2 separate regions of the Mus musculus genome follow, and region 2 is linked to region 1. A link is a contact called in ENCODE POLR2A ChIA-PET data. All regions are on one chromosome and are shown on one strand. Each heading gives the region's core, a stretch centred on a gene start or an enhancer-like site at or near the end of the contact. The rest is flanking DNA. Distances are from core to core; before and after follow the strand shown.

Region 1 (7,188 bases), core at 2,297-4,796:
TTATGCCTTGCTAGGGGTGGAATCCAGGGTTTTCTGTGCACTAGGCAAGCACTCTACCAACAGAGTCACATCCCTGGCTCCTCACATTACTGTCATTTTATATGTGCATTTCCCTAATAGCTAATCATATTGAACATTTTGTGAGGTACTTATCCTTTGACCATGCTGAAATGTCCAGGACGTCTGTCCATTTCGTAATTGAGTTGTTTCTTGTTTCTTCTTTCTTTCCTCCCTCCCTCCCTCCCTCTCTCCCTCCCTCCCTCCCTCCCTCCCTCCCTCCCTCCCTCCCTCCCTCCCTCCCTCCTTTCCTCCCTCCCTCCCTCCCTTCCTTCCTCTCTTCCTTCCTTCCTTTCTTCTATTCTTTTCTTTCTTTTTCTGGACAGGGTTTCTCTGTGTAGCCCTGCCTGTCCTGAAACTCACTCTGTAGACCAGGCTGGAACTCAGAGACCTGCCTGCCTCTGCCTCTGGTGTGCTGGCATTACAGGTGTGCATCACTGCCACTAGCAGGGTTGTTTATTTCCTGTCTTTGCTCATTGGGATGTGTGTGTGTGTTTGCTTTTATGAAACATGTTCCTGTTACCTAAGCCTTCAAACTGCAGAGATCTGGGTTTTGCAGGCACCATGCCACTTGGGTAAACTCTTCAGTTCCCAGTTTTTACATAGTCTAGATACAAATCTTTTATTAAATATATGATGAAAAGAAAATATATTCTCCCATACCATGCTTCTTTTACCATCTCCTCCTTTATAATTTGTGTTATTATCATTATTACTATTATTATCATATGTGCACGTGTGAATGGTGTATGTTGGGCGAGAGCATATCTGTGCCAGCCACATCACCATTTGGAGGTCAGAGTACTACTGTGGTGTCGGGTCTCTCCCGTCTTTACGTAGGTCCTGCGGTTCATCAGGCTCAGGTCATTAGGCTTGGATAGAATGCACTTCACCCGCTGAGTCATCTCTCCAGCCCTTCTCTCTATAGACAGGTCTCAGACCTAAGCTGGCCTCAGACTTGCTATATAGCCCAGGATGGGACTAGGCCTCCTGCCCTCTACCTCCTGCATGCCTGGACCAAGCGTGCACCACCACACCCAGCTTTGTGCATCCTGTTTTCATATTATTTTGGTTGTTCATAAAAGTTTTCTTTTTGAGACAGGGTCTCACATTGCAGTCTGGAGCGCTCTAGCTTAACCTGGCCTCGAGGCCATGACAATCCTCCTGCCGCAGTCTCCTAAGTGCTTGTATTACAGGGTGAGTCATCGTGCCCAGCTTTAAAGGTTTCTAAATTTTATTTTTAAATTTATTTATTTTGAGTGTGTTTGGGGAGTATATGAGCATGGACATACACTCATAGGAAAGCTTTTGGGAGTGGACTTTTTTCTTCTATTATGGTGGGTCCCAGGGCCCCACCTCAGGTTCTTGGGTTTCACAGTGGGTAGCCTTACCTTAGACCCTCCACCCTTGAAATTTTGATGAACAACAGCTTATCTGTCTTCCCCACCCCACCTCGACCCTGTCTCTGGACTGGTTGCCTGACTAGCCTCTTGAAGAATCCCCTTACATTTTCTCCATTTGTTTTATAGTTAACAGTTTCATATTCAGAGCCACTGGCCACGCTATGGTCTTAAGGCCCTCCCCCACCCTCGGGTCTGTTTCAGAAGCACTCGATACACAGTCCTTTTGCATTGTGCTATGTTTGCATTTCTGTCAAGACAATGAGTTGGCCGGAGCTATAACTCAAATGGTAGCAAGTACACTGCATGAATCAGCTATGCTGGCCCACACCTGTAATTCCCACACTTGGCAGCGGGAGGCAGTTGAGCCAACCTTCAAGGGCACGCTCACTGAGTTTGATGCCAGCCTGGCTGTGAGGCCCTTTCTCCAATGGCTTGGTGTACTTGAGTGTTTCTGAGTTCTCTATTTTATTGATTTTTGTATATATACACCTGCCAACAGCACACTTTTCTTAATGACCGTATTTGCATGGTAAGTCTTAAGGGGCTGGCAAGATGGATCAGTGTGTGAGCTGTGAAGTCCTTGCTGTGTGAGCCTTTGCTCCTCAGAACCAATATAAAGGTTGAGGAATCGACTTCACAACGTGTATGGTCCCTGCACTGCATACACACAATAGCCATAGCTTTAAAAGTAAATATATATTTTTAAATTTTTATATATGTGCCTGTGTGTGTCTGGGCACACACACAGGCCAGAGGAGGGTGTCAGGTCTCCTGAAGCTGGACTTAACATTCAACATGGGTACCGGGAACAAACTCGAGTCCTCTTCAAGAGAGTCATCTTGAAGAGCAGAAAGTGCTCGTAATTGCTAAGACAGTTGAGTCCAACAACGTTACAAAATCATTTTATTCAGTCTATTTATTTGCCATAAGTTTTAGGATAAGTTTATTAAAATGGTGCAGTCGTGCACACCTAAAACATTAGCGCTGGGGAGGCCAAGGCAGGAGCATGAGTTCTAGGCTAGCCTGAGCTACATCGTTAAACCCTATCCCCACCCCCACCCCCCAAAAAAAGATTTTTTGGTTTATATGTGCAACTCTTCCTGAGACTCCTCTAAATGTTCATTAAATATATAGATCAGCTCGGAGTAAACTGAGGTCTAGCATGTCAAACCTTCCATTTTAACCTAAATCCTAGAAGTTAGGGATGTATCTCAGTTGAGTGAGTCCCTGCGGTTATAACCCTGGCACTCACAAGGTGGAGGCAGGGGGATCAGAAGTTCAAGGTTGGCTATATAGCAGAGTGCACACTTCCCTTTCCAGCCTTCAGTCAGATTCAGCCTAGGTAAGTGGCCTGGAGATGTATCTAGGACGAAGCCCCAAAGCAGGCTTCACGCCTTTCTGCAGGGAACGGTCCAAATGCTTTACCATTGCGGGCAGAGATCCAGATTCCCACTAACTTTCAGGGGCTAGGAACCCAAGCACTGCAGTTCCTGTCCCTTCCGCCAGGGAGCGGCCGGTCATGGCTTGCCGGTCGCGGGAAGCAGCTCGAGTGCGGCGGGACAGTTAAGAGGTGTGGCGGGAAGCTGCCAACACTTGGCACCTCATGTGGGTCCCTCGCAGAGGGAGGAGTCCATCATGGTGGACACGATCCCTTCGATTTCTCGGCTTCCGGGGCTGTCAGGACGTCGGGCGGGAGGTCAGCTGTCAACTCCACTGCTCAGAAGTGGGATGGACGTGGACTACAGGCTTCCGGCCCCTGCGATCCCAGCTCCAATGCTGACCCGGGGTCGCTGCCCGAACCCCCTTTTCCAGCCCTGCTTCCCGCCTCGATCCTCGAGTCCCGCCCTGCCCGGGGAGGGGAGAACTGGGCGATCCACGCCACGCCCCTCTTGGGCCCGCCTCTGTCAATTAGCCCCGCCTCTGCTAGCTAGTCCCGCCCTTCGAAGCGCTCACTAGAACCCTGCGAACCCTCAAGTCTCGCGAGCCTTAAATCGCCTTGCGCACGCGCACGAGGAAAGGAGGCGGAGAGTACGGAAGCCTAGAAGGCCATAAGCTTATCGGTTCCGGCTTGGAGCGGGGACGCGCGTGCGCAGTGCGTAGCCCTTGCTGGCGAGCCTGCCCGGCGTTCCTCTTCCGATCCCTTCTCCGTTCTTCTTCTGCATATCGAGGCCAGCGACGTCCACTTGGATCGGTCGGCGAGGCTCACGCGAGTGAAGGGCACTGAGGAAGGAAGAAGGTAGGCGTGGACACGCCGGGAATGGGAACCACGTGATGAATGAATTAAAACTGGGAGTGGAGAAAGCGGAAGTGGAAGGGCTTGAGACACTGGGAAGGAAGAGGGTGTTGAGGGCGCCCCCTTCTGGTTGCACCCTTAGAAAGCCGGGCAAGAAAGGATTCTCCTGACCTCCCTGAATCTTGTTCCTTCTCCATGCCAGGACTCAGAGCATGGCAGAAAACAGAGAACCCCGCTGTGCCATCGAGGCTGAGCTGGACCCTGTGGAGTACACCCTTCGGAAGCGACTTCCCCACCGCTTGCCCCGGAGGCCCAACGACATTTATGTCAACATGAAGACTGACTTTAAGGCCCAGCTAGCTCGCTGCCAAAAGCTCCTGGACGGAGGCACTAGGGGGCAGAACGCATGCACTGAAATCTACATTCATGGCTTGGGCCTGGCCATCAACCGGGCCATCAACATCGCCCTGCAGCTGCAGGCGGGCAGCTTTGGGTCCCTACAGGTGGCCGCCAATACCTCCACCGTGGAGCTGGTGGACGAGTTGGAGCCAGAGACTGACTCTCGGGAGCCCCTGACGAGGGTCAGGAACAACTCAGCCATCCACATCCGAGTCTTCAGGGTCACGCCCAAGTAACTGAAGGGAGGCTGACTTGGACCCACCAAGGCTTCTGAGCACACACATCCATGTGGCCGAGGTTTCTAGTGCTTCATAGTGGCTCTTGTTCTGAGTTCTGTCCTGAGCCTCTTGTTACCTTGTTACTTCAGCCTAGAGGACTGAGAATGGAGAGCCCGAGAAGTGAATCTTCCTTGTCCTGTATAATAAATTATTAAGTTGTGTTGGTGCCGGGCTTCGAATGGCCTCTTTTTCCTAGTGTAATTCTGTGTGTACTTGAATAGGAAAATGGTAGGAAAGAGCAAGTATATAGGCCACAGTAAGGCATCTCACATTGAACCACAGTATGACGGGAATCAAATTTGTTGAGTGTAACACGGAAGCTTAATTGTTACAGTGTGCTCTCAGGAAGATGAGAGAGTAGACTCATCGACTGAGCTAGCTACAGCTGGGATGTATCCGGCTCTCATGGTTCCCAGGCTTGGGAAAAGAGAAGGTTTAAAGGTGAGGGAAGTTCTTTGTGGATATAACTCAGCAAAGGAATCGTGACTAGTGAGTGTTACCTAGTTGCCTAGCATAGGATTAGGCCAGAGGTTCAATTCCTAGTAACCACAAGAATTATGACGGGGGAGGGATGGGGAGATGGCTCAATAGGCAAGGCACTTGTCAAATAATCATGAATATTTGAATCAGCAGAACTCATTTTTCTGCGGAGCATTGCAGCTCTTGAATCCAATTCCCATGCTTCTACAGTGAGATAGGTATCAGAGATGGGCGAATCCTCGCTAGCTTGTGGGCTAGCTGCTCCGGCATAAACATCAGCAGCAAGAAACCCTGGCTCGAAGTGGAAGGTGACTTACACGTAAACTGTAGCACATGTACTGGTACTCACACATACACATGCAAAACTGACGGTTTGTTTGCTGGTAGTCAAACCTAGGGCCTTTTTACCCAAAGTAAGTCTACTGTTGCTGAGCCACGCCCCCAGCTCTTCAGTGGTGGATTCTAAGTAGCCCTTCTACGGCTAAGCCCCTAGCTCTTGAACTGACAGTTTTGACTGTTACACTTGATTCCTGTTCCCGAAGAGCTCATGTGTTGCTGGGCATCGGTAGTCTAGAGTCTGAGATCAACCTAGTTCAGCTGTTTAATCTTTCTTGCCAGCTTGCTTAGATGTAAAATCACCCAGTAGACACTCCTCTGGGCATGTGTTTAGCTGAGGTAGGGAGAACCTGCTCTTTATGTGGATGGCAGCATTCCATCCATGGGCTCGGGGCCCAAACTAAATACCGAAGAGAAATTGGAGGGGCTACCAAGATGGCTCCAGGGGTAAAGGCAAGCCTGACCGCCTGAGTTTAATCCCCAGAGCCCACGTAATGGGAGAGAACCAACGTCTGAAAGCTTTCTCCTGAGACGTGTTGATTGGCTTTAGGAGCTACACAGTGGCTCACAGGCTTGTTTCTGAAAAGCCAACTGACCTGGGTGTGATCACATGCATATATTATCTTGACGCTTAAGCTGAAGCAGGAGGGTGGGTTTGAGACCAGCCTGGGCTACTCTTGTTTCAAAAGCAAACCTGCAGAGTGAAGAGATGCTTACGGTCTTGGAGAAAACCTTTGCCACCCACACATCTGACAGGAGATTGTGCCTAGAATTACAAAGATCGCCCCAGATCACCAGGACATAAATCCTTAATTAAAGGACTAATAAACTGAATAGAAGGTACATAAAGGAGGGACTGGAGAGATGGGTTCAGTGGTCAAAAACACCAGCTGCTTTTCCAGACGACTCTGGTTCAATTCCCAGAACCCTCCTGGCTCCTCCAGTGACAGGGGATTCAACACCCTCTTCTGCCCTCCCTGGGCATGGGCATGCCCACCATGCACAGATATACTTGCAAACAAAATCACATACAAATATAATTTTTTTTTCCAACACAGGGTTTCTCTGTGTAGTCTTGGCTGTCTTGAAACTCACTCTGTAAGACCAGGCTGGCCTTGAACCCATAGAGATCTGTCTGCCTCAGGAGATATACATCACCACTATCTGGCCTATAAATAATTTAAAAAGAAAGGATGGAAGGAGGAAAGAAAGAAGGAGAAAAGGCTCAAAGGAATGAATAGTTTGGTCAATAAATATTTGAAAAAAATCAACACCCTTAGCTATCAGGAAATGCTAATTAAAAGTGCATTACATCCTAGTCAGGATGGCTGTCAAGCAAACAAACTTAAATGCTGGCTAGGATGTAGAGGGAAAGAGGACTCCTGAAACATGGTTGGTGGGAGGGTGAACTGGCACAGCCACTATGGGAATCAGTATGGAGAGTACTCCAAAAGCTAAAGGTGGAACTACAACTACCTTGTGACCCGGCCAAATACCCACCGGGCTGTAATCAGTATGCACCAGGGATTCCCACCCATCCATGTCTACCACTGCACTACGCACAGTAGCCAAGGCACAACACCAGCATAGGTGTCTAGCTGCAAGTGAGTGGATAAAGAAAATGTGGTCCAGGGCAGGTGAGACGGCTAAAGCTCTCGCCTCCAAGCTTAGCCTGATGGCCAGGACCCACACTGAGAGGTACAGAACCAACTCCTACAACCGGTCCTCTTTGAGCAGAGGATATGAGCCCACACCTGAACACACACACACACACACACACACACACACACACACACACACACACATTGAGATTTAAACATGCGATTGTGAATCTTATGAAGGGGGAGACTATGACTCATATACATAATGGGATTTTCTTCAACTGTAAAGAAAAATGAAATTATAACATTTGCAGGAATATGGAGAGAGCAAGAGATCAGAAAGTGGAAAATGCCAGACTCAGAAAAAAAAAAGCACATGCTTTCCCTTGTTTATAGAGTGC
Region 2 (7,188 bases), core at 2,387-4,886, 150 kb after region 1:
GGTAGCATTCCCTGATGAACGCCCTCACCAGCCCAATGCCCTTAGATTTGTAACCCCTGTTCCCAGTGCCAACTCTCCCATCAGCAGCTGGTGGGCACTGGATAGCTTCTAGATTTCCCCGGAGGGGCTGTACCCAGAAAAATGAGGGAAACTCATGCTGGAAGTTAAATGTGCACACAACTCAGGAAGGAAGGAAGGAAGGAAGGAAGGAAGGAAGGAAGGAAGGAAGGAAGGAAGGAAGGAAGGAGAAGAAGAAGAAGAAGAAGGAGAAGGAGAAGGAGAAGGAGAAGGAGAAGAAGAAGAAGAAGGAGAAGAAGCAGCAGCAGCAGGCGCTCTTGGGCTGATTCTCAGCATTTGCTCTCAGGGAAGGCAGGTATGGCACAGCTGGAGTGCTTGCTTCGTGTAGTCAGGCTCCAGGCTTCACCCCCAGAATTGCAAAAGAAAAAAAAAAAAGAAAAGAAAAGAAAGAAGAGAAAAGAAAAGAAAAGAAGAGAAGAGAAGAGAAGAGAAGAGAAGAGAAGAGAAGAGAAGAGAAGAGAAAAGAAAAGAAAAGAAAAGAAAAGAAAAGAAAAGAAAAGAAAAGAAAAGAAAGTTCTGGGCCTGGTAGCACATTCCTGTAATGCCAGCACTTGGGAGGTAGAGACAGAAAGATCAAGAGTTCAAGACCAGCTAGTGAGTTTGTGCCCAGTCTGAATTGCATGAGATCTTGTCTGGAAACAAACAAACAAACAAACAAAAAACAGGACAAAACCCAGTCCTGGCCTTGCCTCCTGGGGCTGAGAACTGCTGGTCCAGGCTAAGGTTTCCTAGAGGCCTGTCTTAGGCTCCACACTCCCTCCCTTTCCTAAGTGCCAAAATTGGCTTCCATCCCGGTCCCCGCCCCCTTTTCACACCAGACACCCAGTCCTTCAAGGTGATGCCCTCGCCTGAGGCAGTGCACCTCCCCCATTTGCTACCACCAGAGAAATAAGTTCTGGAAGCCTGGACTCTTGGGTTCCCTGCCTCGCTCAGCTCCAGCAGAGGCCCCACCACATCTGGACTTGGTTAGGAGAAAGAAAGGAGGAGAGTTTAGGGGTGGGGAGTTGTGTGTGAACACACCTGGAGGGGCTCTGGGATCATTTGAGGGGAGCAGACATGATGCTGACCCAGGAAGGGATTAGGAGATGTGCAGACTTCACTGGCAACACAACCGGGAGGGAGGAAGGGAGGGTTGGGGAATCCCCTGGTGAGGGTAGGCAACCTGGGAGGGGGCAGGAGTCTGGGAACCACATGCGTTGAGAGTGGGCCTCCAGGGGAGTCAGCGGAACACCTGGGACCAGGTCCCGCCCTCCCCTTTGGCTTTGAGAGAGAGGAGTGCCTGGAGTTAGGGTGGATGAGGGAGGCATCACCTCAAAGTTGCGGTGCTGTCTCAGGGTGTAGGGGGCAGGCAGGAACCTGAGCAGCCAGAGGCAAAGCCTACCGGCCCCTCTAATGGGTGGCAGGAGACAGCAGAACACGTTGGGGACAGGATGCCCACGGTTCTGGGAAGGGGGTGGATAGAGGCCGCCGTCCCCACCCTCCATTGTTCCAGCCTGGATAGCGTTTTCCTGTCTCCAATTTACACACTGTCTGTGCAACAGGCTGCTCTTCAGCCTGTTGAGCTGAGCCCAGACTCACTTTCCCTGCATCCACAACACGCCAGTTTGCCTCCAGCTCACTTCAGTCCCCCAGTTCCCAGACCCACCTCTCACCTCCTTCCCTCCAGGGCTCCATTTCTAGGTCGTCGTCCCCTCCCCCCCCCACCACCACATCTCCCAGTTTACACCTCCTTTAGGGCCTGAGGCCTTGGATAAACTAATTAACATTTCTAAAGCTTTAGTTTGTCACCTGTTAAGGAAACAAGAACTCTCCTTTTTTGCTGGGCAAAATAACAGTAAAATAATCGCAGTTGGCACAGGTGAAGGCAGGGGCTTGAGAATCATTCAGGTAGCGCAGGCGAGAAGGGGCATTTCCTATTGGCCCGTCTTTCCCTCCAGACACACTTCATGGGTGCTCTGCCCATTTGACTTCCTCCTCTCCAGGAGCCCAAAGTCTGTCCTCACCCCATTCCCACACTTTGATCAGCCCAGAACAGCACTGCCCAGCCTAGAGGGAGCTCCTTTGATTCCATCGCTTCAGGGAGAGATCTCCCCCACTCTTGTGTCCCACTCCCCAGATTCTCCTTTGATTCTAAGCAGCAAGGGAGGTTGTGGGGGAGCCAAATTCATTGAAAAGAGATTAGGGAGGCAGGAAAGGGGGTTATGAGTCCTGTGCAGCCCCAAGAGGGACTGTGGAGTTAGGGGCTCACAGATCTGAAGAGGCATTTGGAGAGGAATACAGAAGGAAAAAAAAAAAAAAAACCAGAAATCTGAGGCGGGCTAGGAGGCGGCCAGCTGGGGTGAATTAGGGCGACACAGGCCGGTGTTAGGCAGTTTCTGCGGGCTTGCATGGCTGGAAGAAAGCCTCAGCCTTGGGAAAAGTTGAGGTCTAAATGGCATGTAAAAGGTTGGGGTACAGCCTTGAGAAAAACAAGAAAAGAGTCTGCACGAGGTCAGTAGCCTGGCCAGCCATTTGGGAGTTGGAGAGTGGGGCTGCAGATGGGGCCATCCTGACTGGGGTGTGGAGTCCAGGTGTGAATGAACGCTAGGGAACCAGAGGTGGGGGTCGCTTTACGGCCTAGCTGGGGTCTGCCTCGCCTGCAAGTGCCCCTTCAGGAACTTTCCCCTGGAGTTTAGCCAGAGGTGGAGAGAGGATAAAAACTTTGGGGGATAGTTTTGAACATTAGGGTGGACAGGAAAAGGAAGGCTGTCATGGGCCTTTGGCATCAGGACTGAGAATTTAGAAGGCTGGGTAAGGGAAGGTCCCGGGTCTGAGCTCTCGACTCCATCTCTTTCCCAAACAAAAGAAAAACCCCACTCCCCGCCAGGCCGCCTCCTCCCCGCCCCCTCCCGTTCTAGTGCTATTGGTCCGAAGTGTTTAAGGGGTACCGGAGTTGGGATAGGGAGAGACCAGCTTTTGCACTCTGAGGCACAACTTTGGGGGACCCCAAGAACAGGGGGCACCCCAAGAAAACTCACCTTCTAAAGCAGTGGCGAGGGAAGCCCAGCACAGCAGCGCTCGGAGCTCCATGGCGCCGCCTCACTTTGGCTGAATGCGATCCGAGTTTGGGGGGCCCTGGCCCCCCCAGGTCTGACCCTCCCCTGGGCGGGTGCACACCGACTCTGCTGCTGGGACTTTCCGTCGAGGGCCTCTCAACGATGGCCCATGCGGGCGCGCCAGGCACCCGCGCTCAGGTGCGGCCCCCACGTCCCCGCCGCAGCGCGCGCGCGCGGGGAGGCCAGCCTTGAGGGGGGACGTCCTGGCAGTGGCCGTCGCTGGGCGGGCGGAGATCGGGACGTGGCTGAGAGTTAGGGGTCCCTTCGGGGCTTCGGGGGTCCCGCCCTGGCTGGCTGGGGTGGGCCGATTGCTCGCGGTCTCTCTCGCTCCCTGGAGTGGTTGGTGGATGTCGCGCCGCCGGGGTTAGTGCGCCGGTCGCGGTCAAGGAAGGTGGAAACCAAAGTGGGAACCGAGCAGGAGGGAGGGAAACAGGCTGGGCCAGGGCTGGGCCGAGTCGAGACTGAGTCGGGCGGCGCCTGGCCTAGGAGGGAGGGGCGCATAGGAGGCGGAGACAGTCCCATGTCAGAGTTTCCCCCCGCCCCATCTCCCAACACCCTGGAGCCCGGGTTTCTCTGGGAGGGGGGGGTGCACGGGGAGCTGATTGGCTCCTATGCTGCTGAATAATTCATGAGAGGGGGGGCCGCCCGAACTGAGCCTGTCGGGAAGTTAGGAGAAAGTTTGCAAGAGGGGGAGGGGCGGCATGTGTGGAACTTAGGGACTGTCCAGGGGTGCTGGGTGTCCCATGCCTACTACCCCTGATTGTGCATGTTGGGGCAGTAGCCCAGGAATCCTCAGGACTGACCTGAACCTACCAGGCCTCACAGATGTGTGCGTAAATGTGAATGCCCCCACACAAAGCCTGCTTTGACCTTGCAGCGGGACCTGAGATTCCACATCTGGATGCGCCCCCTGCCACCTAGTTGGAGCAGGGGATTGCATTTGGGAGGAGAAGGTTAAAACTTTGCATTTGGGTATGGAGAGCTTCCCAACAGACCTCCGTTCCTCAAGCAATAATCCCAGCTTGTCTATCTCCGGAGAGAGCGCTCACACAATCAGTGCGTGCTCGTTAAGTCCTGGAGATCCACTGAGCGCGCAGCCTAACGCTGGAGAAAGTGGTTTGAAACCCAAAGTATAGAAAATGTAAATAAAAGGCAGGCGTGTCAGAGAGGGTGAGGGATCTCCGTAACACCTCATTTCATTTTTTTAAAGGAGGGGGACACTTCCCCGCCGCCTGCAGCCTTGACCTCCAAGGCGGGGGTAGGGACCGTTGTGGCTCTTTCCTGAGGCTGTTTCCTGTCTGGCTCCTGGGGGCCCTCGGGATGGCTGGGAGGGCCCTTCCTCTCATTTGCTAGCACCCCCTCTCATCCATCAGTTTGAGGGGAGGGTCCAGGAAAGACGGCCTCCTATCTACATCAGGGCACTGTGAGTGTGGGGCACGGGATGGTTGGATGAGAGAGGTGCTGTTCCCGAAGTCGGTCCTTTAAGGGCTGCGGTAAGGAGACTTTAATTTAAGGTAATTAGTACAGGGTCTGGAAACTCTGAGGTAGGAGTCTGGGGCACCTGGGAGTCTGCCAAATACCCTAAGGGCGCACACACACACCCCAGCGGGCGCGGGAGACCGGTGATGACCTCTTGTCCGCCTGCGCGCACACACACACCAGCGGGCGCGGGAGACCCGTGATGGCCTTTTGTCCCCGTGCACTTATCTTCCTGGCGCAAGTAGTGCTCCCCACCCCCTGCCCTTCCTCACAGCCCTGCCTGGGTCCCGCTCCGGGGTGGGGGGTCAGCCAGGGCAGGAAACAGCCGGCTTGGCTGGAGCCAGGCTGACCGGCTAGATCTGGGAGTCCCCTCCTCCTTCCCCACGCAGACTCAGGCTCCCCTTCTCTTATCCACAGACACCCCCTTTTTTGCAGCTATCATTCTGCATCCGGGTCCCCCTGAATTTCTGAGTCGTGGCTTGTTCTCACCCTAGGAGCCACCATCAGCAGCCCACTTCAAGCCTTTGATTGCTTAAAAATTTTCACATTTAGTGGGATAAGCAATTCATTAGTATGCAGAGACGATTAACGCCTCAATAGAGGAGAGACAAGCAGCCTGGATGACAGAGGCAGGCGTGGAGGAGGGTTCGGTTGATGAGACCCAGCTGAAAAGATGAAAGAGCCCATCAGATTATTCCGAAAACCCAAAGACAGTGTATCAGTAAGAATGACTCCTGGGCTGGCCTCTCTGCTGCTATCAGTAGAGAATTTGGTAAACAGTTTCTCTAGCACCCAGAAAGCCCTGAGTTCCATCCCATTCCTACACAGATCCAGTGTGGTCATACTCCCACAACTTGGGAGGAAAGTGGAACCAGACTGGACTACATTGCAAGTCTTACACACACACACACACACACACACACACACACACACACACACACACACAGAGAGAGAGAGAGAGAGAGAGAGAGAGAGAGAGAGAGCGCGCACTGGTGAAAATCCCGTGATTTCCCTTTTCCATGCAAGTGACGCCCGAGATCTTTACTCCCCGGGTCAGGAAGCACCCTCCATTTATCCTGTGTGTGTGAGGTCATTCCTTCCACTCCCGGACCACCAGAAACTCCTGCTGCCAGCACTGAGTTGCTTAGCCTTCTGCTGCAGGTGAGAACTCCCATTAGCCCAAAATCAGTGTTTGTCCCAAAGACCCAACCAAATCTCAAACCTTTTTGTTTTTCTTCTTCTTCTCGGTGTTAGGGGACTTGGAGGAACTGGGACGTGGCTCTGTGGTAGAAGTGCCAGCTGCCAAAGCGGACAACTTGAGTTTGAATTTCAAGGTAAACATAGTGGAAGGAGAAAACCGATTTCCAGAAGTTGTCTGTCATCTGTGACCTCCACATGGACACTGTGGCCTTCACTGGCTCTCTCCTAACGCAATAAATATGCAAATAAAAAATAGGATTACGGGCTGGTGAGATGGCTCAGTGGGTAAGAGCACCCGACTGCTCTTCCGAAGGTCTGGAGTTCAAATCCCAGCAACCACATGGTGGCTCACAACCACCCATAATGAGATCTGATGCCCTCTTCTGGTGTGTCTGAAGACAGCTACAGTGTACTTACGTATAATAAATAAGTAAATAAATCTTTAAAAAAAAAAAAAAATAGGATTACAAAAACTTTGAAAGGCACTGAAGAGATGGCTCGGCCGTGAAGGGTACCTGTTGCTTTCACAGAGGACATCGTGGGTTTGATTCCTAGCACCCACGAGCTGGTGCCCAAGCATCCATAACTCCAGTTCCAGAGGCTCCAATGCCCTCTTTGGACCTCTGTGGGCACCAGGCACACATGTGGTGCATAGACATGCAAGCAGGCAAAACACTCATGCACATAAGACAAAACTGAGTCATCTAGAAAAAAATCATCTAAAACCAAAACAAACTCTGAAGCCCTTCACAGATTTCCCACTGCGGGTGTTAACAGTCACCTCTGTATGCTCCCCCTCACTGGCAGGCCAGATCCTTGTACATATATATATAGTCTTCTTGAGTACAAATAACATTAGGAGTCTTTTCTTTCTTTCTTCTAGCCCAAACAAACGCCACCCCCCTTTTTTTATACAGTTGAGTATGACCTTGAACAGTTGGTCCCCCTGCCTCCAAGGCCTCAATGCAAGGCATGTACCATCCCACCAGGCTTATGAGGTGCTCCTGATTGACCACCCCAAACCCCAACCACCCCCACCCCCACCCCCACCACCCGCTTCAGGCATGCTAAGCAATTTCTCTCTGCCTCTGTCTCTGTCTCCGTCTCTCTCTCCAGTGAGCCACCACCCTGGCCTAGAAGTCCCTTTCACACTGTGACAGTTTGTTTTGAGCCCTCAGAGAGATAAGGCTTTTCCTATATGTAAACTGGGTAAACTGGGCCTGTAATCCCAGGCACTCAGGAAGCAGAAGCTAGAGCGCTGGGATTTTTGAGACCAGTTTGCCCTGCTTAGTGAGTTCTAGGACTGACAGTAAAAATCTTGTCTCAAAAAAAAAAA

What was found. ChIA-PET counts read pairs that join two places held with the same protein, here RNA polymerase II (POLR2A).
Region 2: POLR2A ChIA-PET joins it to region 1 with 60 read pairs in Patski. The contact joins the promoter of Ephb4 here to the promoter of Pop7 in region 1. POLR2A ChIA-PET finds 5 or more read pairs at or near these places in 3 of 5 experiments (Patski and embryonic stem cell).

What each region holds. Positions count from the first base shown.
Region 1 is chr5:137,498,787-137,505,974 of GRCm38, reverse strand. It overlaps Pop7 (processing of precursor 7, ribonuclease P family, (S. cerevisiae)), which reads left to right and starts at 3,546. Exons shown (of 2, transcript NM_028753.2): 1 at 3,546-3,696; 2 at 3,896-4,536. The coding sequence starts at 3,906. The coding sequence ends at 4,328.
Region 2 is chr5:137,346,557-137,353,744 of GRCm38, reverse strand. It overlaps Ephb4 (Eph receptor B4), which reads right to left and starts at 3,636. Exons shown (of 17, transcript NM_010144.6): 1 at 3,096-3,636. The coding sequence starts at 3,147. It overlaps Gm52791 (a long non-coding RNA gene), which reads left to right and starts at 3,693. Exons shown (of 3, transcript XR_003955817.1): 1 at 3,693-4,666; 2 at 5,679-5,813; 3 at 5,907-6,145.